3 separate regions of the Mus musculus genome follow, and all the other regions are linked to region 1. The links are chromatin loops, found by intact Hi-C in ENCODE. Cell type or tissue: heart. All regions are shown on one strand. Links, peaks and the distances in the headings refer to the core of each region. The heading gives the core; the rest is flanking DNA.

What was found. A loop is a pair of places that touch in the nucleus more often than their neighbours do. Peaks named below come from ENCODE experiments on the same cell type or tissue, not always from the same donor. Only the 100,000 strongest peaks of a DNase experiment are listed, where the experiment ranks them.
Region 2: a loop joins it to region 1, with 3 times the contacts of the local background. A loop is called at or near these places in 7 of 42 quality-filtered maps.
Region 3: a loop joins it to region 1, with 4 times the contacts of the local background. A loop is called at or near these places in 22 of 42 quality-filtered maps.

The regions. Positions count from the first base shown.
Region 1 is chr7:75,550,690-75,561,623 of GRCm38, forward strand. All of the region lies in intron 2 of Akap13 (A kinase (PRKA) anchor protein 13), which reads left to right. Among named protein-coding and RNA genes, the nearest start is that of Akap13, 100 kb to the left of the region's middle. In heart, for the core only: CTCF peaks have their summits at 3,137 (motif pointing right) and 5,446 (motif pointing left); DNase peaks (open chromatin) are centred at 2,792 and 3,532; H3K27ac peaks cover 1,190 bases.
Region 2 is chr7:75,875,410-75,886,343 of GRCm38, forward strand. No RefSeq gene overlaps it. Among named protein-coding and RNA genes, the nearest start is that of Klhl25, 33 kb to the left of the region's middle. In heart, for the core only: a CTCF peak has its summit at 5,473 (motif pointing left); a DNase peak (open chromatin) is centred at 5,432.
Region 3 is chr7:75,129,527-75,140,460 of GRCm38, forward strand. It overlaps Sv2b (synaptic vesicle glycoprotein 2 b), which reads right to left. Exons shown (of 13, transcript NM_153579.4): 8 at 10,550-10,638; 9 at 6,772-6,936. Among named protein-coding and RNA genes, the nearest start is that of 4930533N22Rik, 100 kb to the left of the region's middle. In heart, for the core only: CTCF peaks have their summits at 5,664 (motif pointing right) and 5,865; no DNase peak of the experiment used is centred there.

The sequences.
Region 1 (10,934 bases), core at 1,231-9,230:
CAAACAAACAAACAAAAAAAAAAAGGAAAACTCTCTCAAATGTTATTTCCAGTTGGGGAAAGGTACTATGGGCTTGCATTTAATATACATTGCCTCATATGCTCTTCACAGTAAGCATATAGGATTTGGCTAATGTTTCCATTTTATATCCTGGCAAGTGCGAGTTTAAAAGTCCGCCAGCCAGCCTCCCCAGTGGACTTGTGTTCAGGTCTTAGATAGGCTCAGAAGACCTGGTCCATTTGATCTGTATCTGGGTGTTGAGGTGGAATGACTTAGGGCTTCCACATTGGATCTTTTCCCACTTTGGATTTGTTTTCAGCCTCCTAACAATGTGCACTTTGTCCATTGGATTGATGTGCTTGTCCGTGATAGTTAGAATAGATTTCCATCTAAATGCCATTAGAATCCTCATTTGGTAGCGCCTATGCAGATACTATGTTCAGAGAGAGGAACTTGTTTAAAAAAAAAAAAAGAGGAACCACTTAAAAAAAATTCCTAAATGCAGTTTGCGTAAGACAAATTTGGGAAGAACCATAGAACTAGGTTACCTGTACTTAAATGTTCTCAGTAGGAAAGAGGACCAATTTGTTAGTGATTCCCCTTCCCACTCCCACTCCTGTTCCTGGGAAACATGTTTCCATACCGGAACTAAAAGAATCTTGACTCACTTTACAGTTAGGCTACATTTTGTACCCTGAGCCTTGTTAGCATTCTGACCTCTTAAGTGGATTATCTGTTGTAACAGTATATTTCTGGTAGGCCTTGCTTCAGTGTTTCACTGTCTGGGGCACTGGCCAGCCAGATCTGAGAATTATATTTAAATAACAGTACTTTGTGAATAGTTTCAGAAGGTATAAGGAAATCAACTGTTGCTCCATGGTATGGTTTTATAAAGGCAAATACTATTTCTGTTCCATCTGTTGGACTTTCTAACCGGTTTCCAGTGGTTTGAGCTTTACATTTTATTTTCTTGGCTTTGTTAGAACTAACAAAGATGCTTTTTGGTGACTATTTAAAGGATACATTTTATAATAGCTTTGTGTTTCCTAAGCTTTCAGATAACAATGAGGGGAGTTAAATTTTCCATTTAGCATTTGAAGAGGAGTCTTGCTGGGCACTGGAAATTAAAACATAATGTTCTGTATGCTTAATTCACTTAAGTGGGTATTATGAAGTACTTGTTACATGAATGGGAGCTTTGGACTGAATTCTTTGATTGGGAGACAGAGGCTCAAATACATGACTGACTGGTAAAGTACTACAAGCAGTAGCTTGTTCTAGACAGACAGCAGGAGGAGATGCTGCAGAACTGATGGGGACCCTCAGAAAGGATAGCTTCGAGAACACCCCACTTCAGACGTGTAAATGTTGGGCTTGGGGCCAGCAAACCAGAATCCTGTAATCCTGGTGCCTACTAAAATCTAGTCATGAACCAACTGGACAAGAAGGTTAGTTTTAAAAGCCCCTGATGAAGCCGGGCGGTGGTGGCTCACGCCTTTAATCCCAGCACTTGGGAGGCAGAGGCAGGTGGATTTCTGAGTTTGAGGCCAGCCTGATCTACAAAGTGAGTTCCAGGAAAGCCAGGGCTATACAGAGAAACCCTGTCTCGAACAAACAAACAAACAAACAAACAAACAAAAAAAAAACCAAAGCAAACAAACAAAAAAAGCCCCTGATGAATTAAATCAGAGCAGTTTGGGTTGGTTAATGTCTTCCAACATGGCTGATAAAGCAACCCATCACATATAAACAAAAAATGGTTATGTAGATTGTTATTTCAAAAGGACAAGTGCCTAACTTCTCTTTAAGGCCAGCTTTCTGAGTAGACTGTTAATAGATTTTGAAGTCACTGTTAAGGTGCATACTATTGATTAATTTCCTGCAATTTGTCTCTGGTGTAGTTACCTCACATCACTGGTAATGGTGACTTTCAGAGGACTGCTTTGTTACTGGAGCTAGCAGTTCACGTTTTGTTTTGCAGTAATTTTTTTAAATGTCATTTTGAATTTTGCACAGGTTCCTGTGTGGATGTAGATATGGAAGCAATATGGACCATGATGCAAATAGACCTGATTCCATAGGTTTTTTTTTATTTGTCTGTAGACTGCCTATATAAATTATGCAGCATAAATGCAAGCAGTATTTTGACATTAGCATTTTAAGTTTAAAGATCCCTACTATGAGTGGTGCTATGTTGAGTTGGTGGAATGCCAGGTAAAAAGTCAGTTCCAAATGTACTGTTTGTTGCTTGCCTTGAAACACCATCACCTCCTCCTGCCCCCAAATACACACACTCCTACCACCAAACCATTTAGCCTTCAGGATTAATTTCCTGCCATTTGTCTCTGGTGTTCTGCCTTATGCTTCACCCTTTTGTGGAATCTATCACGCCTCTCTTGTCTCAGCTATGCTGCAGAGAACACTGTAAACACTTCAGATGCATTTTTGTGTATGCATTTTCCCCATTTACTCTGTTGGATACTTTGTAAGGTTGAGGGCAGCACTTAAAATTTTTTTTTATTGCTTCCATTCTTATTTGTGCTTTATCTCAGAGCCTTGCACAAAATGGGCACGGGAGTTTTTGTTTAATGTTCTCTAGTGGAATTCCGAGTGATCCTCGGAAAAGAGCTTTGCCCCCATATGTGAATGGTTAGTAATGTTTGATTATCCCAAGAAGATTTATGTCCTCAAAGGGAAGATCAGTTAAGAGATGAAACTACACAGGAGAACTTCGTGATCTGGAGCAAGTGACAGAGTGTTCCGTTGTTTTGACCCCTGGGGTGGGTCCTTTAGTGAGAAGGAACTACAGAGTGAGGCTGAGCATACATTCGAGTTCTCGCCAAGCTGCTGTCCTGGATCTGTTATTTACTTGGAACTCTGTGTGTGCTTTCTTAGTAACCTTGTTCTACTGCTCTGACAAAGCAGTGAATTAGGAATTGTTTTCTCATTTTATGGAGGAAGAAATTGGGGTAGGATTTATATTTAAAGTTACCAGTGTGTTTGCTTGAGGATGGAAGTTTTCCATTGCTTCTTTGAGACATGCTTTGTCATTTGAAAGTGAGACCATCAATTTGTTTTTAATTAAAACCTTTATTTATGTGTGTGTGTGACTGTGTCAACTGAGTGCAGAAGCCTGAAAAAGCCACAAGAGGGCATCAGATCCTTTAGACCTGGAGCTGTGGCAGCTGTGAACCACCCATGGCCAGCATAGGTGCTGAACTCAGGTCCTCTAGCCATCTCCAGCTTCCTTGTTCACTTTCTTAAAAATTAATTATTTATGTTTTCATCCATTCATCCATTATTTATTTATTTTATGTGTATGGAAGCACACAAGTGCCACAGTATGCCCATAGATGTCAAGAGGCCAACTTGCAGGAGTTAATTCTCTTTCTTAATGTGTGGGCCAGTGGGATCCAGCCAGGTCTGCAGGCTTGGGTGAAAACACCCTTACTCACTAACCTATCTCCCTGGCTCTGTTTACTCCTTTTTAAACCAAGAAAGAGCTGTTGGCTCTTGTATATCCTTGGAGCCCTTCACAAAACTCTGTTTGGATTAACTGCTGACCCCATGTGATATACAGAGCATCTGGCAGCTGGGGTGGAATTCTCAGCTGTCTCTCTTTGTTTTGTCCACAGAAGGAAATGTGAGTTTTATCTTACTGCTTGGGCAATGGTACATTCCTTTTTTGGTTCATGAGACCCACCAGTCTGGATGTGGGTTCATTTCCTACCATTTTTGTTATCTTGCATTAGTTTAAAGATCAGGAATGAACATAACCTACTCTTAATGAGCATAAAATTGGGAGGCATCTCTGGTGTACCAAAATTCTATTTTGAGGTTTAGCTGACGTTGTCTAGTTCATCCTTGTATTAAGGAAATCCAGGGAGCAAACCCTAAGAAGCTAGGTCTGCAATTTTATCTTTCCCTTACTAAATCTGTTTTCTAGATCTCGGTGACATTCCTTATTCTTGCCACATCTATGGGCATGATTAAACATTGTTTGTATCTTACTCAAAATTAACTGTTTTTATTTCTTGACTAGGAGAGAGAGACAGATGTTTGAAGACATACTACACTGAGGTTGAAAACCATAGTTTTTCTGGATAGTATAGTTGAGAATACTGCCTTTTTTTTTTCAGATGTGATATATTTGTGTGTGTGCAAATGTTCATGCACACTAGTGCATATACACATACAGAAGCGATTGGCAGAAAAGTATATTGTAGTTGTAATCATATACACCTCTGATTATTTCATGCCTGGTAGTACTTATATAGTATGCTGTGTTCCCTACTTAATTTTCTTTTGTAATCCTAATAGCTTCATGAAATGACTACTCTGTATTAGAGAGGGGGAGACAGTGTCACAGCACCTGTGTCATTTGGTGGATCATGCAGCTAGTAAGGGACAGAATTAGAACCAAACCAGGTCTCTGTCAGTCCCTACAAAGTTAGCAATAAATATCTATTCTGACTTCATTGGGTGCCTGATCAGATTTTTGGAGAGTCTTCTGTGCCTTCTAGAACGTGGAGGATTAACTTAGAGGTTCTCTGAACTGCTTCATTGATGACTTTGGAGAAGGAAAGATAATTCATAACCAAGTAGATAACTGAGATCTGGCTGAGTTCAATACTCGAGCCGGTCTGCCCCCTTCTATCAGCTGCAGAGTAGGAAGAGCACAGCTTAAGTAGCTTGCTCTCACGGAGGGGAAGAGGAGAGGAGTGGAGAGTCAAGGAAGACGGATGTTACCTACCAGCTGTGAGCTTTCCTAAACGAAAATTAATAAACAACAACAACAACAAAAACCTTTGTTTTCTGCACTTTAAGCAAATATCTGATCCTGTTTAAGAAGGGAGAATAGACTGTCTCTTTACATGTTGACCTAATTATTGTAGCCGTTCCACGTAGTTATGAAACGGTTCTAAGAGAGGAGACACTGCTTTAAAAAAAGAAAGATAGATCTGATAAAGGTGGATGGAGAGGTGGTGGGAGAATGGAGGTCCTCCTGGGGATAACAGACTGCTCAGGGCAGCTGGGGGTACCCAGTGGACTCACCAAGCAGGGAAGATGGCTTGGGGAAGGTAAGCTAACCTGTATGGTTCAGGATCCACAGTCCTGGTAAAGGTGGGCAGAGAGGTTGCCAGGAGAATGGAGGTCTGCCGGGATAGCAGACTGCTCAGGGTAGCTTGGGGTGCCCCAGAGATCTAAATCCAACACTCTCCATCCAGTTTAGCTGTGTTTATTTAGCAAAAACAAACTAAAGTGAGCTGTGTACAGCAACAGAAAGAATTGGAAGATTAGAACTTGAGGAATGCTGCTCTCGTAGGGGACACTTACACACATTAAATGTATTCAAAATGGTTTGTATTTTATTTCCATTTCATCTTAAATCTCAAAATTCTTGTTTGGGAGAGAGAAGTGGATTTATTGGGCGCCATCTACTGGTTTTGTCTAATAGCCCAAAGAAGTGAAGCCTGCAAATGGCTAAGAATTTGCTTCAGTATTGGTGACGCGGAATTCGAAGCTGGAAGACAGTAGCAACTTTATTAGTAGTGGTACTGTGTGAGCTGAGTTCTGTTTACATTGAGGAGAGGGAGACTTTTAACTAGAATATCCGAGAACATGTTAAAAGAGGAAGACTGCTAAGTGGGTTTAATTGGCCATTGTCATTATCTGGCAAAATAGAAACATCAAAGAAACTGTATAATATTTTCTACCAGTGAAGTCAGTCCAAGCCTGTACTTGCAATGACCTAGTTGGTAGTAAAATCAGTGAATTCCTCAGTTGATTTCTGTTTATGTTGTTTGAGGTGCTTTTAAGTAAAGCTGAGGGCTTTGCTTGCTAGTTGGGAGTGGGCTGTACCCAAGGCTCTTGGAATGTGTCTGAGCACTTTCTCTTTAAGAGAGTTGGTACTAAGGACAGGGGAGATCCTATTATGTCTTCTTATCAGGAGTGTTTCTGAGTCTTGGTTCTTTTTAACTGTCATTTTATGGACGTGAGCTGAAATCTTTTCATCCTCATAGCATTATATTTTAGATCTTTTGATTTTTTTCATCCAGTTATCTAACCTAAGATAAATTGGGGAGAGAGATTTGCAGAGTAGAGTTAGGCATTCATTTATCCAGCCAACATTATTGAGCACTTACAATCACGCTTAGGCACTGATACTGCATTGAATAAAACAAGTATGCCCTTAACTCAGATAAATATGCTGTCTAAAATTCTGTACATCAGTATACTGTATATATGTTAAAATCATGAGTCATATCATTACAGGAGAGGTAAAGCAGGACAAGGCAGGTGAGAGGCGGGGTGGGAAAGCTCTTACTCATCCCCACACTCTTGAAGGATGGTGATCATTAGCGTGCACGATGAACATATGTGACCTTTTCCAGCGATGTGTAGACTTGCATGGGGCAGGAGATGTAGCCTTTCCATGGCCACCCTTGTTAGTGTCCGATGGACTGGGAACTGTGGTCCTGGAGAATGGATTCCTGATCCTCAAGCCATGGCACATTGCTTCATGACTGTGCCATTTCATTTACTTTGTGGTTTTGCATACATCCTTTCAAGTCCTCTGAATGGATGTATCCTTTGTCTATTCAGTTCTTGCCTGAGCTCCCCATTTAAAGATTCATGCTCTTTGCTTTCTTTAATAATCTTTCTGTTCTATAGCTGGCTTATTTATTTCCCTTTCTTTCTATCTTGCTCAGGTTATAGCTTCTGTTTTGGTTACTTTTCTGTTTGCCTGAGTGACTCCTACTCTGTCAGGAACTAACTCTTCATGTGTTTCTGATTGTCTTTGGCCAGGGGCAAGGTAGTGTGAACTTCACTAAAATATATGCAGACTTTTCTGTCCGTCCATTCTGAAGAACACATAGCATGGTTTCACCTAAGTAAGCCAATACAGGGGTTTGGCTGGGACAGTAGAGTTCTTACCCAGCCTATGCTTCAGCACTAGCCATGTCACATTTTCCCCCAAAAGGTTTTTAGACAAGGAGTTTACAGTCGTATACCCTGTAAATCACTGCCTACCATCTATTTTCTGAAACAAAATTTCATTGAAACAGGGTTATATCTTTTTAATTTTATTAATCTATTTGAGGGGAACTATGAGTCTGGAAGCTAGAGGACAGTTTGTGGGAGTAGGTTCTCTTCTTCCAACCTGTGGGTTCTGTGGATCTGGTAAAGGTCTGTGTAGAGAGGGAAAGGATTAAGGGGCAGGGTTCCCACAAGTACCAGATTTACCACATAAGCCATTTGCCAGACTATCCTTGTTTCAAAAAGAGAATTGAGTAATTGTGAGAGTAATCAGATATGTTCCCAAAAGCTGAAAGTTTTTACTATATAGCCCACAGAAAACATTTTCCTACCCCTATATTGGAGTTGAGGTCAATCATGCATGGTAAAGACTCTGTTCTGACCTTTTTCGTAGCCTTGGTCTTCTCAGAGAAAGGCTGTTCATCTTAGTATCTGGACATTAGCATTAAAACAGAAACTTGTTTTATGGTATTGTATGGTACAAAAAGAAAGGCTTGCCCCTTTCTTGAGTCCAACTTCCTTTTGCCATATATAGTTCAGACTCCAGTCTTTCTGAGTTGGTATGGATTCCACTCAAAGCCTAAGGAGAGGGGGGCGGTATTATGGTTTACAGTGCAAATCTCTGTGACAGATCCCAGCCTGCTTCTGGAGAACAGATGTCCACCCATACATACAACAGCAACTGGCTAGAGTAGTGGCAGTGGTGCCTGCTTTCCCTGCCCTCCACCCCTGCTCCCTGTATCAGACTTCACTGCTTCTGAGGACAGGCATCATTGGCTGTAGGGGAGGCCAAGAAGCAGTAAGTTGCAGGACTGGGCCACAGTTTCTAGGAGGAGAAATTGGCCCACCTGTCTATGACTGGAGACTCTGTGGCATGTTGCTTCTCACTTAGTATTTTCACGGGTGGACTGGAGCAGGTTGCACACAAAGCTTGCCAAGTAGGAATGAGCTAGAGGAATAGAGAACTGCCTCTTTTCCTTGGCACTTGGATCAGGTCTCTTTTAAAGATGGGAAGGAGGTGTGTGTTCCTGGGGGGCAGGGGTGTGTGTGCAGGCATCCACAGCCTCCCGAGTGACCTTCCTCTCTCTGTAATTTCTGTCCGGTAGTATTTCCCTCACATAAGAACTGGAATTCTTTTAAAATGTGAATCATGTTTCTGCATTACTTGCCCCTCCTCCTAGTGGTTTAACACCACACGTAAAACAAACAAATCCCCCATATAAAGCACTCCAAAGTTATGTTGCCTCCCATTGGTGTGTATTTGTGTCTCCTGACTGAACTTTGTTCCTTGTTGATGCTGAGTTTGTGCTTGCCTTCTGCTTGCCCCATTCTTTTCTCTGACCTGATGCCATCAAGAATCAGTATAAATGTAACTTTTCAGAGGAAAGTTTTCTTACCATTCTTAGCACACTTTGTATGAAAGTGTTTCTCCCCCCTGCTTCGTGCACACTTCAGCCTACTTTTTTTAAGTTAATCTTTTCCCCCCACAAGGGGATTTTCCCTTTAAGGTTACATTTTATGATCTGATTTCGTTTGACTGCCTCAAGCTCCTTCTACACAGACTGTTAGAGTCAGCATTCCATACTTGAGCGTCCTGCGTGGTAGCAAATACCCTGCCCCTGAGGAGTGGAGGCTTTGTGTGTGAGCACACATGCATTCCCTCCCTCTCTCCTGTAATTTGGGTCCCATAATTAAATTTTGTGGTATTATTTTTTGGGATAACTTTCAATATAAGGAATAGCTCATGTAGATGGAAAGTTTATTTATTTCAGGTTTGCTGTTGTTACATGGCATGGTGAAAGTTCTGTCATAGCTAGTGTTTACAGCTTCTCAGATTTTACAGCTGTTTCCTGTACAACTGGATTTAGTCTGTAATTTCTTTCATCTCCTCCCTTACCACCTTTGACAATTCATTGTTTGAGAAGAAATTTTAAGTCGAGCAACAGAATTTGTGTCTTTGGGCCCCTTAGTGACCTGTTTGAGATAACTCTGTGGGAAGCCTTTCTATCTATTTTGCTCAGTCATGTCAAGATCTCTCTTAATTCCTGACCCTGATCCTGTTTTTCCTGCAGTGCCTCTTATTCAGCTGTAGGTACGTACAGCTTTATGGATCTTCTCCCTGAAGGAAGGGACTGTGAGCCCGAAAGGAGCAAGAATTGTCTTGTCTCTATAGCCTCAGGTTCACTCACCCACATGCTCTCCCATGTCTGTTGTGAGAAGAAAGGATAAGACTTATCCACTTATGTGCAGCATGTTAAGGTTCCTTTTTAAAATATGAAATATTTCGGGTTCGGCTTAACAACCATTGAGGGCTATAGGCTAACCACGTTAAAGAGTTGTTGAGTGCAAATGCAAACTAGTGCTTCCTGTTACTAAGCTGTGTTGTGATGTCATCTTCTGGGCTTGTGTGTCTGCCTTAAATGATCTGCCTTGAGCCTGGGGCATCATGGGCCATAGTCTTGTGTATGTATAATGTATAAATGTATAGACTCAGTCTTCAGTAATTAAGTACTATTTAAGAAGAACGAATGAGGATTGTGGTAATAGAGGGTAGACAAAATGGCCCTATCACCTAGCCTGATGACCTGAGTTTGATTCCACAACCCCACATGGTAGACTGCACGTGATCTTAGCTAAAAGGCTGAGAAGCGATGACACATGGTAGACTGAAGGAGAGACTCTCTCCACATCCACCATAGTGAGTGTATGTTCCTTGCCCCTGTATAGCACAGTAATAACTAATATAGTAGAAAATCACTAAGATTGTAGTAATGAGAACAGAATGAAAGGGAAAGTAATGAACACATTTGTGTCAGATAAACTTCTACTAGTTACCTTATTAGGTAGACCTAGACTGAGAACTTGTACTAGCAGCAAATAATTGAAATAAAGTAAGATACATGGAAGGAAATGTTTTGGTAACAGATTTTTTTTTTTAAAATCTTTTATTTGTTCTTGTGTGTGGGTATATATGCATGAGAGTCCAGCTGTCCTGCAAGTCAGCAATGGCAGATCGCCCAGGATTTGCAATTACAGGCGGTTGCAAGCTGCTGGACAGGGTTGCTGGGAACTGAACTTGAGTCATTGGCAGAGCAGTATGTGCTTACATAGTCATCAGCTTCACTGAGTAAAGGGGTGTGCCACACACAGTTAAGACTCTTACCTTTATATAAACTAGCTTTAACTAATTAGTAAGACTAACAGTTATATCTTGTCCAGATTATGTTGTCTTCAAAAGACTTTTATTTTTCCCAACCACTAGTATCATTAATAACAGACTGTTAAAGAGAAATAGGAAATATTTTAAGTGAACCTCTCTGTTCATTTTTAACATCTCTTTTGGTGTTTACTAATGGTTTGCTATTTCATTTATGTAATTTTTTTCTATTGATAATTAATACACATTTACACACACCACTTTTTTTTCATCTGTGTTTTTGGCCTTTACTTCAGGATTAAAATAAAGGTTTGGGAATTGTGCTTGAATTTGAATTGTGACCCATTCTAATTTTTTTCTCAGACAAGACATTGAAATAAGCATTCTGTGGGCCTTAGGACTGGAGGGATGATTCAGTGGTTAAGAGTGCTTTACTGCTCTTGCACAAGACTTAGGTTTGGTTTGTAGCACCACTTGATGGCTCATAGCCACCTGTAACTCCAGTTTCAGGGGATCTGAAGCCCTTTCTGACTTCTTCAGACTCCTACATACATATAGTGCACATACATACACTTAGACACACACATAAAATAAATAAGTAAATACTTTTCTCATCGCTAAACTAGGAATAAGAATACCCAGTAGTATCACATTGCATATAGTTCAGTTCCAAACTGCAGCAGGCACTCAGAAAGTGACAGCAGTAGGTGCTTGCTCATCTTCCACACACTCAAAT
Region 2 (10,934 bases), core at 1,060-9,059, 320 kb after region 1:
GGGTCGATGGCTTTGTGGGTAAAGTGAGGGCATGAGTTCAGATCCACAGCAAGCCAGAGTCCTGTAGAAGGATGTGTCTGTAGCCCCAGCCCAGAGGTAAGACCAGCTGATGCTAGGATCTTGCAGGCCAGCCAGCCTAGACAAATGGTTAAGTTTCTTTCAGTGAGAGACCTTGTCTCATGAGACCTAAGGTTGAGAGTAAGTGAAATATATATCTTGACCTCTGGCCTCTACATGTGTACACTTGAACACACACACACACACACACATACACACACACAATTTTCTCTGTTCTTCATGAGTCTTGTGAACTGCAGATATTGGTGTCACTGTCACAAAGGGGGAAACTAGAAGGCTAGGACAGCCTTCAACGGATTATGAGACTAGTGTTCCAGTCAAAGAATGACACAGGCCTGCTGTGAGTCACACCATAAGAGACACACCATCAGAGACACACCGGATGATCCACACTCTGGATAACTACAGAAAAATCAGTGAAACAGCCACCAAGTGCAGCCTCCAGATGCAGCTCAGGATCCAACCCTATTTGTCCTTTCAGGTTTAACATAGAGGCCCTTACTCTGTTTGCATATTAGAGTTAACTGAGGAGCTTTTAAGAGCATTAGAGCTGAAGCCCCCTGCCTCAGTACCTCTGCTTTAATGGGTCTGGGATGGGGCCTAGGTAACAGGCCCCCCTACCCCAGAGCCAGAATTGTTCTTTAATCAGCAACTGAAGGGCCATAGTCCCTCTGAGGGAGTGGATACTGTGTACCTGGTGCTGGGGCCTTGGGGTTTTATATGGCAGAAAAGGAACAAAGATTTCATCTCTGTCAGTTCCCCTGCAGCCTCACAGTGGTCGGTACCAACAGGGAAGCGTCCTGATCTCTGACAGGAACTCCCTCAGGAGTTATCAGTGAAGAAAGCTTTCCTGCCCAGAGTGGCCCAGTCCACCTGAGACTTTTAGGTCACTAGTCCTTTGTCCCAGACACTCGGGACAGATATAAGAGGAGCAACATACAGGGAGGGGATGGTAAGAGGCTGGGAAAAGCAGAGCCATCTTGGGACTTCTATGGGTAAAGGACCTGAGAAGGGTCAGTCATTGTGTAAGCAAGTAGCTTGAGAGAGTTGTGGATCCATAGTGATGAGGGGCAGGGCCCGCCTAGACGCCCTGGACCATGGACCAGAGTCCTGTAGAAGGATGAGGGAACTGCGTAATGAGCTGCTTGCTGCGCCAGACCCTTACACAAGGTGCAATCACCTGGAAGCTTTGTTAGAGGAATCGGTTAAAGTCAGCCACTAACTGACAGTTTGAAAGAGAAATGAGTCCTATTTAGTCTTTGGCTTTTCTGTGTAGCCCTGGCTGTCCTGGAAATTGCTCTGTAGAGGAGGCTGGCGTTGAACTCAGAGATCTGCAGATCTGCCTCCCAAATGCTTGGATTAAAGGTGTGCAGCACCCCTCTCCCCTCCCCCTCTCACTGTGTCATTTTATAAGATTGTCTTGCAAAGTTCTAAGGAAACCACCTGTATATCCTAAATAATTGCCCAAACCTGTGAGCTTGATGACCCAGTATTTGGCTGCTTCCCTTAATCTGAGAACACGGGTGCTTAGGGTGTAGAAAGGCACGCTATAGCTGTGAGAAGTGCTCTTCCAGGAGAGTGACCCATAGGGAAGTGCAGCTTTAGGTTGGTCTTCATTATTTAAGAAGGCAAGCCGTTTCTCAGCTGTGAGCAGACACTTTAGTGCTGAATGAAGTGAGCCAAGGTCGTCTTTTTTTTTTTTTTTTTTTTTTTTAAAGAGGGCGTCAGATCTCATCAAGGATGGTTGTGAACCACCATGTGGTTGCTGGGATTTGAACTCAGGACCTTCAGAAGAGCAGACAGTGCTCCTAACTGCTGAGCCAAGGTCGTAATATATATCAGGAAGAGAATCATTAGAGAAATACCTGTCCAGAAACCGTTTCATATGGTTGAGTATCACAGCTGAGGACTACAATCCCATCTTTGAACTCTTAGAGAAACATACTGATCATTTTTACCTTTGTTGTACTTTCCTGCTAGGTTTAAGATCACATAGGTAGCCAAAATTAAATCTGTTTTTATTTATTTTTTTTAATTTATTTTTTTTGTACTGTCAAGGCCAACTGAGGATCTAGTCTTTAGAGGCCAGCAAGTACATTGATTGATTGATTGATTGATTGATTGATTGATTGAGACAGGGTTTCTCTGTGTAGCTCTGACTGTCCTGGAACTCACTCTGTAGATCAGGCTGGCCTCAAACCCAGAAATCCATCTGCCTCTGCCTCCCAAGTGCTGGGATTAAAGGCGTGTGCCACCACTGCCTGGCACTGCCCAGCTTCTTAATTTTTCTAAAAAAGATTTATTGTGTTTAGTGTTCTGCCTGCATATATGCCTGAACGACAGAAGATGGCACCATGTCTCATTATAGATGGTTGGTTATAAGGTGGTTGCTGGGAATTGAACTCAGGAGCTTTGGAAGAGCAGTCAGCACACTTAAATTCTGAGCCACGTCTCCAGCCCAAAAGTGTTATTGAAAAGGAGCTCCCAGCTGGGCGTGGTGGCGCACGCCTTTAATCCCAGCACTCGGGAGGCAGAGGCAGGCGGATTTCTGAGTTCGAGGCCAGCCTGGTCTACAAAGTGAGTTCCAGGACAGCCAGGGCTATACAGAGAAACCCTGTCTTGAAGAGAGAGAGAGAGAGAGAGAAGAAAAGAAAACGAACTCCCCCTGCATCTTCCATCTTCCCCAGTGATCATAATGTCCAGGAAGGAAAACCAGCTTAACATTTATTAATTTAATTAATATTTAGTAAGAAAACACTTCTGAAAATGTGAACATTGACTGAATATACAAAATCATATAAAGGAGCAATTCCTGGCCCCAAATGATTTCCAGACCCCTCTGAGGTGCATTTTCAAAGTTCCGATCCCCCGAGGCTGATCCTTAGTCTGTTATATCAGAATCTCCTCTCTTCAGAACCACAACTCCAGTAATATCCCTAAGCAGCCCCAGTTGATTTGCTGGGAATGCATCTGGGCTTCTCGTGGGCTTAGCCCAGGCTGGCAGCATCATGACCACACCTGGAAAACAACTCAGCTTTGTGAACACTGTTCACTGAGCTGAGCCTCTGGAAAGAGGCAGCCAACAGAGAGAAGGCTGTGGTTCACTACCAAGGACAAGCCTTCCTCCAGGGAGGATTTTGAACCCTCGACATCCTCTTGCTGCAGCAGAAGCCTGCTCCACAGTCTTCACGAAAGAACACTCAGCGGCTGCTCCTGACACCTCAGGGCCTCTGCAGTCCCGAGTAGGTTGGAGGATTTCATTTGCCATCCTTGGGGCTCAGCTGAAATCAGTGGGATCCAGAAAATACCATGTGCCTCTCTCTGGTGTGTGTGTGTATGTGTGTGTGTGTGTGTGTGTGTGTGTGTTTGTGTGTGCACGCATGCTAGATGCCTTCCTGATGCACATGAGAGCATGAACCCTCAGGCCTTCTATACAGGGGAGTTGAGTCTAAAGGTGACACTGTTCTTCAAGAGAGTGGGCAGCTTTCTCTTTGCATGAGGGGCGTGCACAGAGCTCCTGTAGTGTACACACCTCCGTTGAGCCCTGGGCAACATGACCTAAGCAGAGGACAGCATCATCAGAAGAATTTAGAGTTGACGGTGGTGGTGTGCATGGGACAGAGACTATAGACACAGTGCTCTGGGGGCCGTGAGACCCCTGGAATTTTGTGCCTTCCTCTTGGAACTGACCTCTCCCCCCCCCCCCGCCCTCGTGACTTTTGTTGAGTCCTTTATAGTTCAACAAGCAGAAAGTCTGCCTGTGATCTCAGAGGAAATAAAAGCCCCTTCATCTGTGTGTGTGCTCGATTTGATAGAAGCTCCCTCAATGGGGTCATGTGGGACCACACAGGTCTCATGACAGAATAGCAATACTTGCAAATAGAGAGCCCATAAACTAGAGCTATGTAACCTAACAAACCTGGGTTGGAGTTGGAGGCCTGCATCTCATACTCTGGAGGTGTGGGTTGCTTGTCCACGGTTTCATTGAGTGCAGCTTGGATGCCATGAGGTGATGTTGTAGCCAGTCCCTTCTCTTAGAGACAAGGTCATAGGGACAGGGTAGGGCACCAATGGTACCCAAGGTCTCTGCCTTCTTCCTGCTCCTCAGAAAGACAGTAATTGTGGCTGTGTGGTAAAACACAGAGCACAGGAAGTGGTTCCCAGAGACCTTCAGTCTCATCCTTGGTCCTCCTTGAAGAAGCTCGGCAGCTCTGGGCAGGATGTCTGAGCTGCTACAACACACAGTGCAGCATCTTACAGAACAAGAGATGTGAGGATGATGAAACCATGATGGGATGCAGGAGTGCAAGCCTAAGGAACCACAGTGATGCCCAGAGGTTGAAGAGCCACAGGCACCCTCAGAACATCACACGCCAGCATCAGTGACACAGAAAGTCCCCATCCTGCCCAGCTTCAGAGCTGTACTGTGTTCCTACTGTGACCCTCAGCGACCTGGCTGTCCCCAAGGCCTGAGGTTTCCTGAAGGGATAGCAACAGACCAGGTTTTAGGTCTTTCCACTCTTATCTGCCTGTGACTCTGGGCTTAGTCACTCATTTGTTTGTGAGATGGATCCATCTATGCTGCACAGGCAGGCCTTTCAGCCCTGGGCTCAAGGGCTCCTCTTACCTCAGCCTTCCAAGTAGCTGAGATGCCTGACATCTGCCAGGGCTTCTCCATTTGACTCTCCTCTGAGTCCTTCAGGTCTGAAAGGCTCCTGGGACAGAGTGGGCTGTTCACACCTCCTGGACAGTGAGAGCCAGGAGACATGGGTTAACTTCCATGAACTCGAAGGTAAATGGAAACCGACATTGGGAAGTGGGCCTTAACAGTGGGACGCTTGGGAATATCTGTGCTGCTGAGGGTTGCGGAGCAACTGGGTCTGTGGAGAAACTCCTAGGTATGGAGCAGCCCCTGGTTCCACATTCCTATCACTTGTCCTGCCCCACCCCGATCAGCAGCAAAAACACTGATGCCTGTCCTGTCTGCACCAAGCTACATGCTGTCTGAGGGGCTCACGCTGTCCAGCAGAGATGATGGTGGGTCAGAGGAATATAAAACGCATTTGTTCCCCTTCACAAGCTTAAAATTGCATGAAGAGATCGCTTGATACTTTCAATGCAATGAAAATCAGGGTAAGAGAATTTGGAGCAAGGTTCTCAGACAGACCCTGAGCTCTGTAAGGAGGCGATCCCTGGCTGCGGCAGAAAGGCTTGTGTGATCTGAGGTGGCAGAGACGGAGAAGATCAACCACAGCAGTGGAAGCAGCTGGGAATGCAGCTGCCATCCCCAGGAAAGTGCAGTTTGTTGAAAGCTGCTCCATCTGTCTGCAGAGCCTGGGGCACTAAGTGGAGCCACGCCCAAGGAAGGCCGGAGTGAGGAGCGAGGCGATGCTGCCCCCTACAGGTCAGCCTAGAACTGTCACAGTCTTGGAGGCTTGATGCAGGGCATCATTCCCTTGTCTGTGCTCATGTTAGTGGATGTTATGTGTCACTCCCCAGGAGCTGTCCTCCTTGCTCTTTAAGACAGGATCTCTCACGGGCCTGGGGCTCACTAATTAAGCTAATCTCATCTTGTGGGCGAACCTCAGGTATCCATCTGTCTCTACCTTCTGAGCCAAAGGGTATCACCACCAAGCCCAATTTTCATACAGATTCTGAGGCGTAAACTTTTCTGCTCGCAAGGCAAGCATTCGCCAAGAGAGCTGCTCCCCTGCCCAGTTTCCTGTCTTTGACAGTTAGAATGTGGCTTTATGAGAGAAATGTCTTGTTCTTAGTAAAGTGTGGTTAAAATAGTTAAACACAAAGAGATGTTATAGTATACTAAAAAGGTTTGCACGAACAATTACATATCTTTGACCCAAGCATGGTGGCCCACACTTATAATCCTAGGACTTAAGAAGAAGAAAGAAGGTTACCATGACAAAAAGCAGGGATACATCACAAAACACTGTCTCATAAAAGAAAAAAGTAAATATAAGAAAAATGACCTGTTTCATGTTTGAGCAGGCAAACTTGCAGCCCTTAACCTGCAACAGCGTTTCAGCCTCTGCGGTCTGAGTCAGCACCCACTGTCTGGCGGAGCGAGTGTCAGTCTTCTTTCACCACCCTCATTTCCTGGTTTAGTTTTAGAGTCAGTCTGAAAACAGAGCCGCAGTTGGAAGGGGCACACATGTCATCACAGACTGAGATTATCCAAGCAGGGGTTCCCCGGTTTTCAGACACTAGAGCAGCTTTCAGGGCTGCTAACATTTTTCCTGATCCTTTGTCCCATGAGCAAAGGGACTCAGGGTGACCTGGGCAGAGGTGAAACCTGATGGGTGTGTCCTGTGGCTCCATGCAGCATCCCTAAGTATACAGTTCACTGGTCTCTTCAGATGTAGATAGAGCAGAATTTAAAATTATAACCATTCAAATCCCATCTTACAGACAAGCAGTCCTGTAAAATGTCCTGTTTGTGTAGCTGTAGCCTGACAGTCTCACAGAACACACTTAGAAAGTCGAACCACAGGTGCCATGAGATTGACATCGGGTGTCTTAGCCACACTCCATTTCCTTTTGGGGCAGTCTGTGTTCATCAGGTATATTGGCCTGTAGTTTTCTTTCGCTTTTGATGTTCTATCTTTACCTGGTTTGGGTAGTAGATGTTTGGGAGGTCTCTCTCTCTCTCTCTCTCTCTCTCTTTCATTCTTTCTTTCTTTTGGTTAGTTGGACCACAGACCTGTCTGTCTTCTTTATTTTCTCAGAAAACAGGTTTTAGATTCCTTGATTTTGTTTGTTTGTTTGTTCCTATGTCATCAGTCCCATCTCTGGTTATTGTGTTTTTTTTTTGTTTTTTTTTTTTTTTTGTTTTTTTTTGCCATTTCTCGCCTTTGACTGGGTTTGTATTTGGTTTGTTCTTATTTTTTTCAATTTTTTTAGTTGTTTCATTTGTCACTTATTTTTACTCTTCCTAATTTCTTTTTTTAAAAACATATTCACCTAGAGTTATAAATTTCCCCCAGGACGGTGCTCAGTCCTAGAGGCTTGCTTGTGGTATGTTTTCATTTGAATTTAGTTCCAAGGAAATTTTCACTTTTTTTTCTTTATTTCTTCTTTTACCCATCCATCGTTTAGTAATGAACTGTTCATTCTGCATGAGTTCTTGTCGATTTTATTGTGTGTCAACACGTTTTATTGCCTTGTGGTCAGGTGAGCTACACGGCGTCGTCGCAATCTTTCTGAGTCTGTGAAGATTAGTTTGTGTCCCAGGATGTGATCTGTCCTAGCTTCAGTGTACTCCTGGGCATTGTTTGGTATTTGGGTGGAGTATTCTGTAGGCATCTGTTAAGTCCAGTCGTTGTATGGTGTCAATTAATTCTGATGTTTTTCTGTTTATTTTTTTGTCTAGATGACCAGTCTACTGGAAAAGTGGGGTATTAAAAACACCTACTATTAAAGGATTGAAGTTAATCTGTGTCTTTAAATCTGGCAGTAATTTTTTTAGTGAAGTTGTGTGCCCCTGAGTTTAGATAGTAATATATTTTTGAAAACGGTTCCCTTGATGAATGAAGTGCCCCTCTTTGTTTCTTCTGATTAATGTTAATTTGAAGTCTATTTTTGTCAGATATTGGTATACCGATGCCTGCTTGTGTCCTGGCCCCATTTGATTGGAGTCTTTTGTTCATCCTTTTATTCCAAGGCAGTGCCTGTCTTTAAAGCTAAGATATATTTCTTGTAGACAGAAGATAGATTTTGTTTCTTGATCTGTTCAGTCAGCCCGTGTCTTTTGATTGGATAATTGAGACCTTTTATATGTAAAGATTATTATTATTATTATTATATAATTGATGTTTATTTTATGTGTGTTGGTGTTTTGCCTGCATGTATGTCTGTGTGAGGCTGTCAGAAGCCCTGGAACTGGAGTTCTAGGCAGGTGTGAGCGGCCATGTGGGTGTGAGGAATTGAACCCAGGTCTTCTGGAAGAACTGCCAGTGTTCTTAACCACTGAACCATCTCTCTGGCCCCTAAAGTCATTATTGAAACACATGTGTAAAGTTTGCTTATTGGGTTAACTTTTGGTGCAGTGTCTGTGTTGTCAGTAGCACTTTATGTTTTGATAGTCATGACTTCATATTTCTTTTAACAATGTCTCTGCTATTATTCCTCTCTCTAGCCGAAATACAGATATAAACAAAACCCTGTTTTAACAGACTCTCTCTACGAAGTTGAGCATCATACCTGAATGAAAAAAAGAAAAGAAAAAAAAAAAGGAGGACATGACTGTTCCTAGGTATCAGGGAGGTGAAGTTTCATTGTAGATAAAAGAAAGTACATAGCCAGAGAAGGAGACAACTTGGCAAGTCCAGAATGCGCATGGCCCTGAGCTAGGTGGTGTGAAGAGAGAGAAGAGGGGCGAGCCTGGAGACCAGGAGACCAGGTGACCAAAAGGCCAGGAGGGTAAAGGCTAAAAAAGGCTAAAATGGGACTGGCATAGCCAAACTGGCTGGATTATATAGGGAAGGACAGCTGGGGGAAGGGCATCCCAGGCCTTGGGCTGGATGGGGGCAGGGTATGTCAGCCAGAGGGACCTGAAATAGGTGGGGACTGACGGTGACCAGGTCTGCTTGGATATATTCAATAGGCACCTCAGGTAGCCATTTGTCCCCAGTTTGAGACCTAACAACACCCACACTTCGGATATGGCCAATTTATACATTTACTCTGAAAATATTTTCTTCTATTAACCTTGGTATCCTGTATATGACATAGTTTAGTTCCAACGTTTTAGCAATTATTTTCTCATGCCTATAGAAATATGTCTGATAAGACGCTACTTTCATAGAGTACATTATAGAGGTTTAAGCCCTTTTATTTCTAGAATGACAGGAGTTGGACCTGTACATAAGAGTTCAAATGTCTCCATGGTATCTTTCCTCTTCATTCTGTGCCAGGAAGGTCATCGGGTTTTACCTGAACACATGGGTTTAAATCTCTCCTGTACCAACTCATCCATTATCTGTTATTTACTCTCTTTCCAGTTTCTATAATTAGAATATTTTAGCTCCAATCACAGTATGAATCGGATTAGAGATAAGCACACTAGCTATCATTCCTTTATTCACAAGTGAAAGCCACAATCCACAAAAGTAGCAACCAATTATTTCTTTTTCTCTCTTGTCTTCTGGTTTGCTCATTTGTTTGTTTTTCTTTTCTTTTATATATATATATTTAAAGACAAGGGTTGTCCTGGAACTTGCTCTTTTTACCAGATGGATGGGCCTTAGATTCACTGACTCCAGAGTGCTGGGATTAAGGGTGTGTACCACTATGCCTGGAATTAACTACATATTTAACTCAAGCAATAGCCCCCCCCCCCCCCCGCCCCCCAACCCTTGAGACCAGGCCTCTCTGTGTACCGGGGATGAACTTAGTTTTTAGACCAGGCTGGCCTTGAATTACTAGAGATCTGCACCTGTCTCTTCTTCCCAAGTGCTGGGATTAAGGGTGTGTGCCACCACTGCCCAGAATATATGTGTGTGTGTGTGTGTGTGTGTGTGTGTATCTTTATTTCCCTAGCAATGAAGCTTGGATTAACACCATCTTGCCTCTTAATACTTTAAGTAACTCAAAGGGTTCCCCTTCAAGATGGCTTTATTCTCCTCAGTTGGGCAAAATTTGTTCCCTCATCTATTATTATATTTCTCAATATATACTAATATTAAAATAATTCTCACTTCTGAAACTATAAAAATCCCAAGTGGGGTGGGTCTGAGGGCAGGCGGCTCAACCAAACCTAGTTATGGAAAATCCTATCTTAATCACCAGTTGATCACGTGGGGTGAATAATCACCATTTTTCCATGTTGCCCAGCTATGACGCCACTTAAATTTAGTCCTTTGCACTTTATTTACAGCCTCCGTGTTTATATTTCTTTCTATCAATTGCTTTATACTTGCCTCAGGGCCACTATCACAGTGGTGAAATATCATAACCAAAGCAAGCTGGGAGGAAAGAGTTTATCTGGCTTACAATTCCACAGCACTGTTCATCATTGAAGGAAGTCAGGACTGGAACTCAGGCAGGACAGGAACCATGAGGTAGGAGCTGATGCAGAGGGCATTGAGGTGTGCTGCCTACTGGCTTGCTCCTCATAGCTTGGTCAGCTTTATTTATTAGAACTCAGGACTGCTAGGTCAGGGATGGCACCACCCATAATGGGCTATGCCTTCCCACATCAATCACTAATGTGTAAAGAAAATGCCCTACAGGCTTGCCTACAACCCAATTTTATGGAGGCATTTTCTCAATTAAGGTTCCCTCTTCTGATGATTCTAGCTGGTATCAAGTTGACATACAATTAGTCAGTATGTATCTGTTTCATCCCTTTTTAAAAAAAATTATTTTATTTATATGAGTACATTGTAGTTGTCTTCAGACATACCAGAAGAGGGCATGGGATCCCATTACAGATGGTTGTGAGTCACCATGTGGTTGCTAGGAATTGAACTCAGGACCTTTGGAAGAGCAGTCAGTACTCTTAACCTCTAAGCCATCTCTCCAGCCCCTGTTTCATCCCTTTCATAATATGAAATAAAATTCCCATCATATTGACATTTTGTTGTTGTTTCCAAAAAGGACGATTATTACTGAACTACTAAAAACAAAACAAAACAACCCCCCCCCAAAAAAACAAACAAACCCAAAAGCAGTATCAAGGCTACTGCTATAGCCATGTTAGTCTTACTTAGCCTATTCTTCTATATACACTTAATTTATACTCTCTCACTGTGGTGGTTTGGATATGCTTGGCTGATGAGAAGTGGCACTATTAGGAGGTGTGGCCTTATTGGAGGAGGTGTGGTTTTGTTAGAGGGACT
Region 3 (10,934 bases), core at 939-8,938, 420 kb before region 1:
CAATCCCAGAGTATTACGGGTTCAGGGACAGACTGGGCTATATAGTAAGATCTTGTCTCTAAGTACAGTGATTGAGGTTGGGGAGTGAGTTAGCAAAAGACAATGTATATGTTATTCCCTTAAGGAAAGAGAAGCCACTGGTAATGCAGAGTCTGGAACAAAATTATTATGACAACTTTGCTGACCCCAGCAGGCTCCAGTGGATAGTCCCAAATCTGTGATTATATGGGCAATCCTGGCTAAACCCAGTAGGTGACAAAGCAGAGAGATTTGAACATGTGAAGAAGGGTTGTTGGAGTGTGAGGGAGGTAAGCAAGGCAGAGGGGAGAGTGGTCTGAATGCATTGCAATTTATACATGTGTGAAATTGTCAAAGAACAAGGCTAAATAATAAATTTTAGAAAAGAATCATTATTGGGATAATCTATTTCAGTCACTCTCAGACTTAACGCTTTGTCCACCAAGGGATATAAAGGACACCATATTCATACCAATGTAGTCCTCGTGTTTGTGGTCTAGTAGTGTCACTGTCATAAGACTGACTCTACAGAAAGAGTTGATGATTATAATTGACTGTGATCATTGCCAAGACAGAGGCTAGACTATCCAGTCACCACCCAGGCTCAGAAAACCACTGCAGTAGAGCACACAGAAAGAATGTAAGAGCTTGAGGATCAGGAAGAGTGCCATGAAATGCTGTGTAGGGGGTGTGGCAGGACTGTTATGCTCAGGAACTAAGAGCAGCCACGATTCCCAACACAAGAGCAAGCCGATAATATTTCAGCATACATAGGAGAGGAGCTCTTGAGGCTGTACTCTAGCTAAGGAGGTAGGGGAGGGAGAGTCATTTATCTTCATGAGTATGCCCCCACCTGCTAATAGGCTGTCCATGCTGTGGTGGATGGTCCCAAACCCATGTGCATACAGGGAGCACTAATTTGACTTTAATGGGCTATAAAACAAAAGAGAAGAGGAGGGGTGAGGGAGGTGAAAAGGGGCAGTATTGGGGGAGGCCAAGAGGGAGCATAGGGGAAAATACAGGTGGATAGGATCAAAATTCAGTATATACATATAGGGGAAATTGTCAAAACTGAATCAAAAATATTCTTTTTTGAAAAAAAATGTGTTTGATAGACTCACCAGGACACATGTCATAACGAAAAGAATAAATTGCTGAAATTATACATAATTCAAAAGAAACTATCAAATACACACAGAGAAAAATAAAGACAGAAAGGAATATCTAAAACTACAAGGGCATACAGGACAATCTAATATAGGTAGCATTCATAATTCAAGATGAAAGGGGGACAGAATTTGTCAGAATAAATATGTGAGATAATGGTGAATGATTTTCCCAAAGAAATATGGAAACAAAACAATAACTTGAGAAGTTCACAGAGGAAGGTACCAGAAGCACAAGAAAGAGAAGGAAGAAGTGTCGTGCACACACACAGATAAGTAACAAATACAAGGTCAAGGTCAAGTGTGGGGCCACGCCTTCAATACCAGCACTTGGAACACAGAGGCAGGCAGATATCTGTGAGGTCAAGGCTGCCCTAGTCTGTATCATAATGACTTCCAAGACAGGCAGGGCTGTTACAGTGCGAAACCCTGCCTTGGAGGGGAGGGAGGAAGAAAATATTGAAAGGAGGAAGATTTTGAAAAATCACATCAGATAGACTGACAGGCAGATAGGCAGACAGATAAAACTGTAGCAGGAGCCAGTGAGATGGCTCAGCGGGTAAAGGCTCTTATTATACAACTTAAGAACCTGTGTTTCAAGAAAATCAAGAAGAGGGAAGACCAATGGGTGGATACTTCAATGGGAACAAAATACCCATGAAAGGAGTTACAGAGACAAAGTTTGGAGCTAAGACAAAAGGATGGACTATCCAGAGACTACCCCACCTGGGGATCCATCCCATAATCAGCCACTAAACCCAGACACTATTGCATATGCCAGAAAGATTTTGCTGAAGTGACCTGTTATAGCTGTCTCGTATGAGGCTATGCCAGTGCCTGGCAAATACAGAAGTGGATGCTCACAGTCATCTATAAGATGGAACACAGGGCCTCCAATGGAGAAGCTAGAGAAAGCACCCAAGGAGCTGAAGGGGTCTCCAACCCTATAGGTGGAACAACAATATGAACTAACCAGTACCCCCAGAGCGCATATCTCTAGCTGCATTTGTAGCAGAAGATGGTCTAGTCGGCCATCACTGGGAAGAGAGGCCCCTTGGTCTTGCAAACTTTATATGCCCCAGTACAGGAGAATGCCAGGGCCAAGAAGCAGGAGTGGGTGGGTAGGGGAGCAGGGCAGGGGGAGTGTATAGGGAACTTTTGGGATAACATTTGAAATGTATATAAAGAATATATCTAATTAAAAAAAAAGAACCTGTGTTTAATCCCCAGAATCCACATAAAAGTGGGAGGAGAAAACTGACTCCACCAAGTTGTCCTGTGCATGCTGTGGCACACATATCTCCCCCAACACACATCACACACATGTACATATGTACACATGCACACATGCGCACACACACATACACACACAAATACAACATGTACATAGAAAAGTTTTATTTAAAATATGGGACAGTGGTTCTCTTTCTAATGCTGCCCACTCCCCTTTAATATAATTCCTCATGTTGTGGTGACCTCCAACCATAAAAGTATTTTCATTGCTACTTCATAAGTGCCATTTTGCTACTGTTGTGAATCCTAATGTAAATATGTTTTTCTGATGGTCTTAGGTGACCCCTGTGAAAAGGTCATTTGACCCGAAAGGTTGTCACTGGTTGAGAGCCACTGGTATAGAGGAAGTAGAGTTTTCATGTGAGCATATCTAAGCAAGACCCTTCCTACTCAGGAATTTTACCTTCAGTTACTCTAGCGAGAAAAGCTCTTTCTCATAAAGATAATTTTTTGCAACATTATTGTAATGGTGAACAATTGTCACCTAAATGGCCAGCAACAGAATAGATAGATAGTAGCATATGCATGAGATGAAATTCAAGTTTAAAAAAAAATGAGTTGTGTAGCTATGCTAGCCATCACCATAGCTGCAGCTACCTGAATAGGTCCGGCAAAGAGTGGATCCATAAACTGTCAGACAGAGAAGAGATCCACAAGCCCCGCCCTCCCTATGGGAGCTGTAGGCACTTGATGGCTCTAGGTGACAGAAAGCCATTGTCCTTAGTGACGTGGCCTCTGTGATTGGTCACTCTCCCACAGACAGCTTTGTGCACATGCCCAGGTTACACCCAGTGAGTCACCATGCAAAAACAAAATCAAAATGAAAAGCCACGAAACTAGAATAGAGACCTGGTAAGGAGGGGGATGATAGTGGGAGTGGAGTCAGAGGGGTAAGGGATGGAGGGAGGTGAATGTGCCTGGAATCTATTTTGTGCATTTATGAAATTGTCACAGAATACATGAATTTTGAAAAGAGTGTGATCCTAAACAAACAAAAAGAAGTTGTATAATAAGCATGTGCAAAGCAAGGAATGGAAGTGCACAGTTGTAATCCCAGCCAGAGGTGGAAGCAGGAAGATCAAGAATCCAAGAGCATCCTCAGCTACAAGGCAAGTTTGAGACCAGCCTGGCCTACACAAGGCCCTGTCTCAGAAAAACAATCGTAATAACAATTAATGTACATTATATATTTTAGCTGAAACGTGACACATACAGAAGACTGTCGTGCAATGCTTACAGATACAGAATTACACTGGAAAATACACAGAGGCATGCACAAATATATAGCACCAACTCCTGACAATGGTGGTCTGAAGAACGTAGCTTAGAGCGGTCTTTCTCAACCTTCCTAATGCTGTGACCCCTTAATACAGCTCCTCATGTGCAGACTCCCATCACACAATTATATCCTTGGTACTTCATAACTGTAACCTTGCTGAACCACAATGTAAATATCTGACGTGTAGGAGAGCCAATATGCAACCCCCAAAGGGGCTGTGAGCACAGGTTGAGAACCGCTGTTCTATGATACAGTGCATGCTTCATATGTAAGAGGTGCTGGCATCAACTCCAAGTAACTTCTCTTCACAAGAAGGAAACACGGTTCACAAAATGAGTACTTAAAACCTAAGCTAATGACCTAGACGTTATGGTTTATAAGGCTGAGTACCCCAAATAGTGTTGTCTGTATTATTCCCTAGTCTCTCAAAGTACAGAATATTCCACCATAAAAAGAAGGCAATAGTTCTTCAAAGGTGATAGGATTACAGAACCAATAATGAAGAAGAGTCTTAGGAGCTCAATTAGGCACAAAATAAGCCTCCGATAGTCAACAGGTTTCTTATGTATTTGCAATCATAAACCTTTTATTGGGAGAAAGAGATCCTGTTTTCAGTGCCCAGCAAAAATTACAAAGTGCCCAGAAAGACTGTCAAGAAGAATGTATACGTGACCCACACAAAGCAAGAAGTGGTACTGAGAAATTCTACCACATAGTTTAATATGTGTTCCATATGTGAACGGTAACCTTCAAGTGCAGGTTGTGAGACGGACAGCCCAGTATATTGCGGCAATTGCCTATGTTCACCACCTACTGTTGGCATTTGCAAGGGACTTTACTATATTGAAATTAGCCACCATTAGTGTTAAAACCCACATCTTATTTATGTGCTACTAAAAAGGGACCCTGGTGGCATCGTGACCTTTCACGCAGTGCATGGGATCCACCTTTGCTCACTGCCTGACTCTGCCTCCCCCTCTGCTTCCTGCCATGCTCCCAACCTCATTTAATGGTGAATCACGAGCCTCGTTTGCACTCTGAGCTACTCGCAGCTGACCTTTAATGGAAGCCCTGTTGACTTCATATGACTTTTTAATAAAAAGCCTTTCTATTCCTCAATGGCAAGTCACCTCTGTGAATGGAGGTGCAGTCCCACTGCAAACCCAACCCCAAGGGTTCAGAGTACAGCTTCAACTTCCCTTCTGCCAAAAAGAAAAATGGAAATCAGGTCATGGCTTCCTGAACTCTCACAGACAGGAATCAGGCACCTCTCCCTGGTATCCTTCCCCACACTAACCCACTCACAAGCGGGTGCTGTCTCCTTGAAGCAGTCCCATCAATTAGTTAGCTACTTAGTTAATACATACGCAGACGGGAGCCCAATCTTTCTCTTAATTACTAGTAAGGGTAACCTAACCTGGCATTTTGGCTAAGAATTATAAAATATGAATTTAATCCTTTGCCTTTCTTGCAATTTGAAAATCTCACAAACTCTGAGGCAAACACTATGTTGGAATGCAGAGAGCACTTATGTCCCATAAAATGTACCAGTGGCTGATCTCTTGGCGTGGGGCCAAAAGTGGCCTGTGCACTTTGATTTCTTCTTGAGGTCAAGGTTTCTCGGAAGGATAAGGATTGGCTTTCAGTGGGACCTACAGTACACGGAGGGAGTCTGAGGCCCTTCATTTTCGCCATGTGTTTACTCAGTAAAATAAAGCATTTTCGTCTACATTTTAAAGCAACATGTGCATGATGTCATGGGGCGGGGGGGGGGCGGGGAGGCAGGGGGACGGGGCGGGGGGGTGGAGGGGAATACAGGACAAAAAGGATGCCTAGGAGGATCAACAGCTTGGGGCTTGGAAAGAAGAGGTATTGTTATGTTCTGACCACCAGGTGGCAGCATAACACAAAAGACAAAAGCATGGTAAATTTTCAAATTTGTCCATGAAGACAGATACGTTTTGAATTCAATCAGCTTCAGAGGGGACCCCGTGACAGTGCCAATTTTGTGATAATGTGGTGGATAGGGAGTTAATGGCACTGGGAGCGATGTGTCTAAGCCATAGCACCTCCAGAAATTCCGCATAATTCTATGGTCACTCACCCACCACTTACCTCAGTGACCTTACTAGGTACAATTTCAGAGGGCAACTTCAAGGGGCCCATGCTATCCTGGAGAAAAATATGACCTGGAGCCTATCATATGTCCTGCCTTTGTCTGCTACTTCACCTCCAGGGGGCAGCCTCATAGAGGAGATGCAGCAGTCTAAACTCTCCACGTCATTTGTCCCGTACAGAGGGAGATGAGTCAAATGAACTGAGCAACCTCACAAAGACATAAGCAGAACCTTTCTAAAACTCCAGTGACTTCTCCCCTAAGAACAAGACTCCCACTGACCACAGAACATACTGGTCTACCTTCTGAGGTAGTATCATATGAAGAATAACAAAAATGAGTTTCATAATAGCACAGAGAAGCTTCCAGAATCAAAGGGAAAGCTCAACGACCAGGCCACAGATTTTTTTTTTGTTTTTGTTTTTGTTTTCAGGGACCTCAGCATTAAAAGTTGTGCATCCATTATTTCCCAGTGCAATGGCAAAGCCCGTGGTCACTCACACAATGACAGTCACATCCTAGGAGCTTGCTAAGCACAGTTCAAGCTCAAAAGAGGACACGCTCAGCCCAGTGGCACCAGATGGAATGTGGCTTTCTGTAGTACCCTTTCATCAAAGGATCAAGTTCTCAGAAAAGACAGACACATTGGTCACCTTCTACCAAATGTCATGTTATCTTATAGTCAGGGCACAAGGGGGGAACCTCAGGGGTGGGTACAGTACAGAGTCAGCCCTCAGGGGACTATAGTATCTCTAGCAGTAAGGATGGGTTGTGAGGGCCACTCTATCCTTGGAGTCCATCCTTAGTACACCGAGCTCTCAGCATCCCAATGCTCTCTTCCAAGGGAACCCCATTGACTGCCACTCAGGCCCAGGGGAAGCCCGTGGTTGCACACTTACTTATCGTTCACAAGCTTCCCATGTTGGTGGATCTGGTTTTCCATGGTAAAGTTGATCGTGGCGCCATGCACGTGCTCACCAAAAAACACCTTCATTTTAGACTTATATTCTTCATCCTGGAAATAGCGGATCATGTCGGGGAACCACACCGTCAGGCCGTAGTAACTGCAAGAGAGAAGGAGGAGAATCTAAAAGGCCCCCCCGGACTGGCTCATTCTTTCAGCAGTGGAATCTGCATCCATGACTTACTGTAGACCACAATTAATGTAGTAATCTGGTTCATTATTAGCAAATGGAAAACAAAATTCGTCACATTAGCACACCTAAAAGACGGAAGAAAATGATATTCTGATATGCACTTGATTAAAAGCTCACAACAACAAAGCCTACCAGTAGATTAGGGACTGGTGGGCCCTTTTCTAACCTATAGAAAACAGATCTTAACTCAAAAGCCAGAACTGTAGTAAAAGGAGACACGGTAAAGATATTCTCACTGGGTGAGGACCGCATGCTCCGCACTGCTGACTCGGCAGCACTTAGACAACCCGAGTAGATGAAAGACAGAAAAGAGGAAGGGGGCTGAGCAAAGAGGTCAGTGGATAAAGTGCTCACTGTGCAAGGTTGAGGGTGATTTTCAGATCCCCAGCTCCAGCATAAATCATAGGTAGACAAGATGGCCTGGAGAGGTAAGCACAGGGAATCCCCAGGACAAGCTGGCTAGCCAGACTAGACAAAATCAACAAGATCCAGGTTCAGTGACACCCTGCCTCAGTAAATAATGTGGAAACAATCTGGGAAGATACCTAACTTTCAATGTCTGGCTTCCATGCACATCTGCCCATGTGCACACAAACACACAAAGAAAGAGAGAGAGTGTGTGTGTGTGGGGGGGGTACATATATATACATACCACATATACACATGAAACAAACATAGAGATATATAAATTATTTTTTAAAGCTCTCCTTTTGAGTGATATAAATTATACCCCAAACCCTCAGATGTTACATCAAAGCAACATTTATCTGACTGAGAGCAAAGATGCTCTGTTCTATTGATAGCAGGGAAAGCATGTGTGGAGAAGAGCTTATTGCTGCCTAAAAATATTTCTGGTGGCTTATCTCTTTTGACCCTTGAATGCCACTTCCGGGAATCTAGTTCACTGACAAAGCAGCCCCAGTGAACCCAGGCCACAGATTATTTCGGGAATCTCAGCACTAAAAGCTGTGGGTCCTTTATTTCCCAGTGCAATTGCATACCCCACGGTCTCGACGTCGTGGCACTGTTCACAATAGCAAAGATCTGGAAACTCCCAGAAGTCTTACAAGGGAGCCTTGGCTAATGACGAGTGATGGAGGAGGTAGTGTGGGGTACTACTCAGACATATTATTCCTCTTCAAAGAGGAAGGCCCACAGATGGTAGGACATGCTGATAATCCCAGATTTAGCAGGAGGAGACAGGAGGATCAAGGATTCAAGGAAAGCCTCAGCTACATAGTGAAATTCTAGCCATCCTGGGCTACGTGAGCTCTATCTCAAAACGGGGCGGGGGGGGGGGGCTCGAGGGAGGGAGGGAAACCCAAACCTTAGTTGATTAGCGTGGATAGATACTGGGTACATATCATTGACTACAATAAGCAAATGCAAAGTGTTTTTCCTTGAATAAGAAAAGAAGAACAAAGCATCTGCATAGGCTATGGGGACCTTGAGGAACAGCTACACATATTTACAAATCTTGGGAAATACCTGCATATATACACAGACTTTGGGAAACTATATATATATGTATATATATATATATATACACAAATATATAAATATACAAATATATACTTGCTTACATTTTTGTGTGTGAGAGAGAAATAGAGACAGAGAGAGACAGAGAGACAGAGACAGAGAACAGGAAAAAACAGGAACTAAAAGATGCATGCTGGAGGCAGAAGGGAATGGGTGGAAGACAGGAGGGAGCAGAGGTAAGATTTCCCTGGTGTTCTTACATTTGGAATATATTACCTATTAAACGAAATTAAACTCAACATAAAGAAATATAAATAAAGCTCACTTTTTAAGCATTTGATGATTTGAATATTAGTGCTCAGTGTCTTTGACTTCCAAAGTGTTGGAATTGAATAATCCCTCTATAGGCTTCCTCTATAATCAGCCTGTTTGGGTCTGGAAGAGCTAATTCTCATCCCTTGCACCCAGGATCACATTGATTTACCTATATTCATGCACCTATCACAGAGATCACTAGAGCTTCATTGGTTTTCAGGGGTGAAGGAGTTGTTTGGGGTCATAGTGAAGGGACCATGGCTAGCTCAAGCCTGGCAAACAAGTCTCTGGCAGGCCAAGCCCTCTCCCCATTCCCTTGGCCTTTCTAAAAACTGTTAGATTACATTCCTACAGCTAGCCCTCAAGGTCTAATCCTTTATTTAGCCTCTTCCTCCTTCTGAGGTTGACTACCAAGGTCCAGCTACCAAATCCAGCAATTAAAAGCCCCCTTTGGCTCATGTAATGAACATGCCCAATTAAATCAGACACCTCATCCTAACATGGGTTTTCCCTCTTTACCGTTATAAATTGCCACTTACCTATGGGCTACTTCTGTCCTCTCTCTATCCAGAGACAGTCCTTTGTCCTGTCCACCCCAACTGAACAAATACCCCTTCCCTCCTCTCCCTCACACCTTCCCTCCCCTTGATCCCCTCCCCCTCTCCCTCTTCTTTTACCTCCTCCCTTGTCCCTGCCCTCTGTCTCTCTGGGACCAATAAATCCCCTTTGTGCTGGGAACTTGGTTTTAGGGTGTCCTGAGCTGACTTCTGAGGTTCCCTCCCCATGGGCTATAGAACAAGGCACTTTCACAGATCTAAGTTTACAGTCTTCCTAATTGATCACTCCAGATGCTCTTTGAGCTGCCTCTGAAAGCTTTACACATCCTGCATAACACAGCCAGGAAGCAAGGTGAAGCTAAGAAGAGCCTGGGGTGCCCGCCTGAGGTTTACCGGCAGAACCAGATCTAGCTCCTTGTTTTTTCTTTTTTTGTTTTGTTTTGTTTCCTTATTGCTGGACAAAGTATGATAAAAGCTGAAACTTTATCCACACCTCAACCTTCAGGAAAGTACAGGCATGTTCAGCTTCAGGCTAAATCCAAATGAGTCAAAACCCACAGGCCAATCTCACTTCCTTAGCCAGTAACAGGAAAGAAGACTGCCATCTGGCTGCTGGAACAAAAGGCAATATTGGCTCCAGAGCTTCTGAGAAAGGTCCCATTGGTTTAAAAAGAAAAAGCCAGAAGCTCAGTAATTAACAATTACAACTAATGGTAGAAAGCAGTTCACAATCAGCAAGTTCACGGTCAGCGCTTACCTGAACTCTCCTACACAGGAGATCTTTGATGTTAGAAGAGGAGGGGGGGGGGGTGATGAACGGCACCATTATGATTATTCCACAAAACTTATGTATACTTGAAGACTACGTTGTACACCATCAGCATGCTTATTTTCTATTTGTCTGCTATGCCTCAGAGTAGACGAAGAAGGCAAAGGTTTTGTCCACAGGAAGCCTGTAGGCATTCTGCAAGCGCAGCAATAAGACTAGCCTGAGGCTAGAACTCCTCCCTCCCGGCTGCTCTAAGGGACTCTGGTTGGGAGAGGAGGTTTCTGTTCTGAGACATGACTAGATTGAGTTGCTTGTTACTGTGGCCCAAAGCATCCACTCTGAGACAAACTGTGCACCAGACCAAATTATAAACCAGGGACCAGTGTGAGATAGAACTCACCTTAAGGCCATGGTGAACCAGACCACAGCCAGAATCAGGGTGTTCATTCTGTAGGGCCCCATCACACAGTACAAGGCGTTATCCCAGACCTAAGATATACACCAGTGAAAAAGAGTTAACAGGAGGGACAGGTGACAGAGAGAACACATTTCTCAGATGTTTTAATAAGTTGTCTAGGACATCACAGAAGAAGGGGGTGGCCCATCCTCCTCCAGAGGAAGGAGCCCTGTCTTTATAACAAGGAATGTTCATCCCTTCCTTCTGGCCACCTTTGCACATCAACACCCACGTAGCATTTCCCTAGGGACAGGGTACTTTGGTAAATGTGACCAAAAGCACACCAAGTTGGAATTCCGAGGCATTCAGTAACCTACAGTAGTCAGTT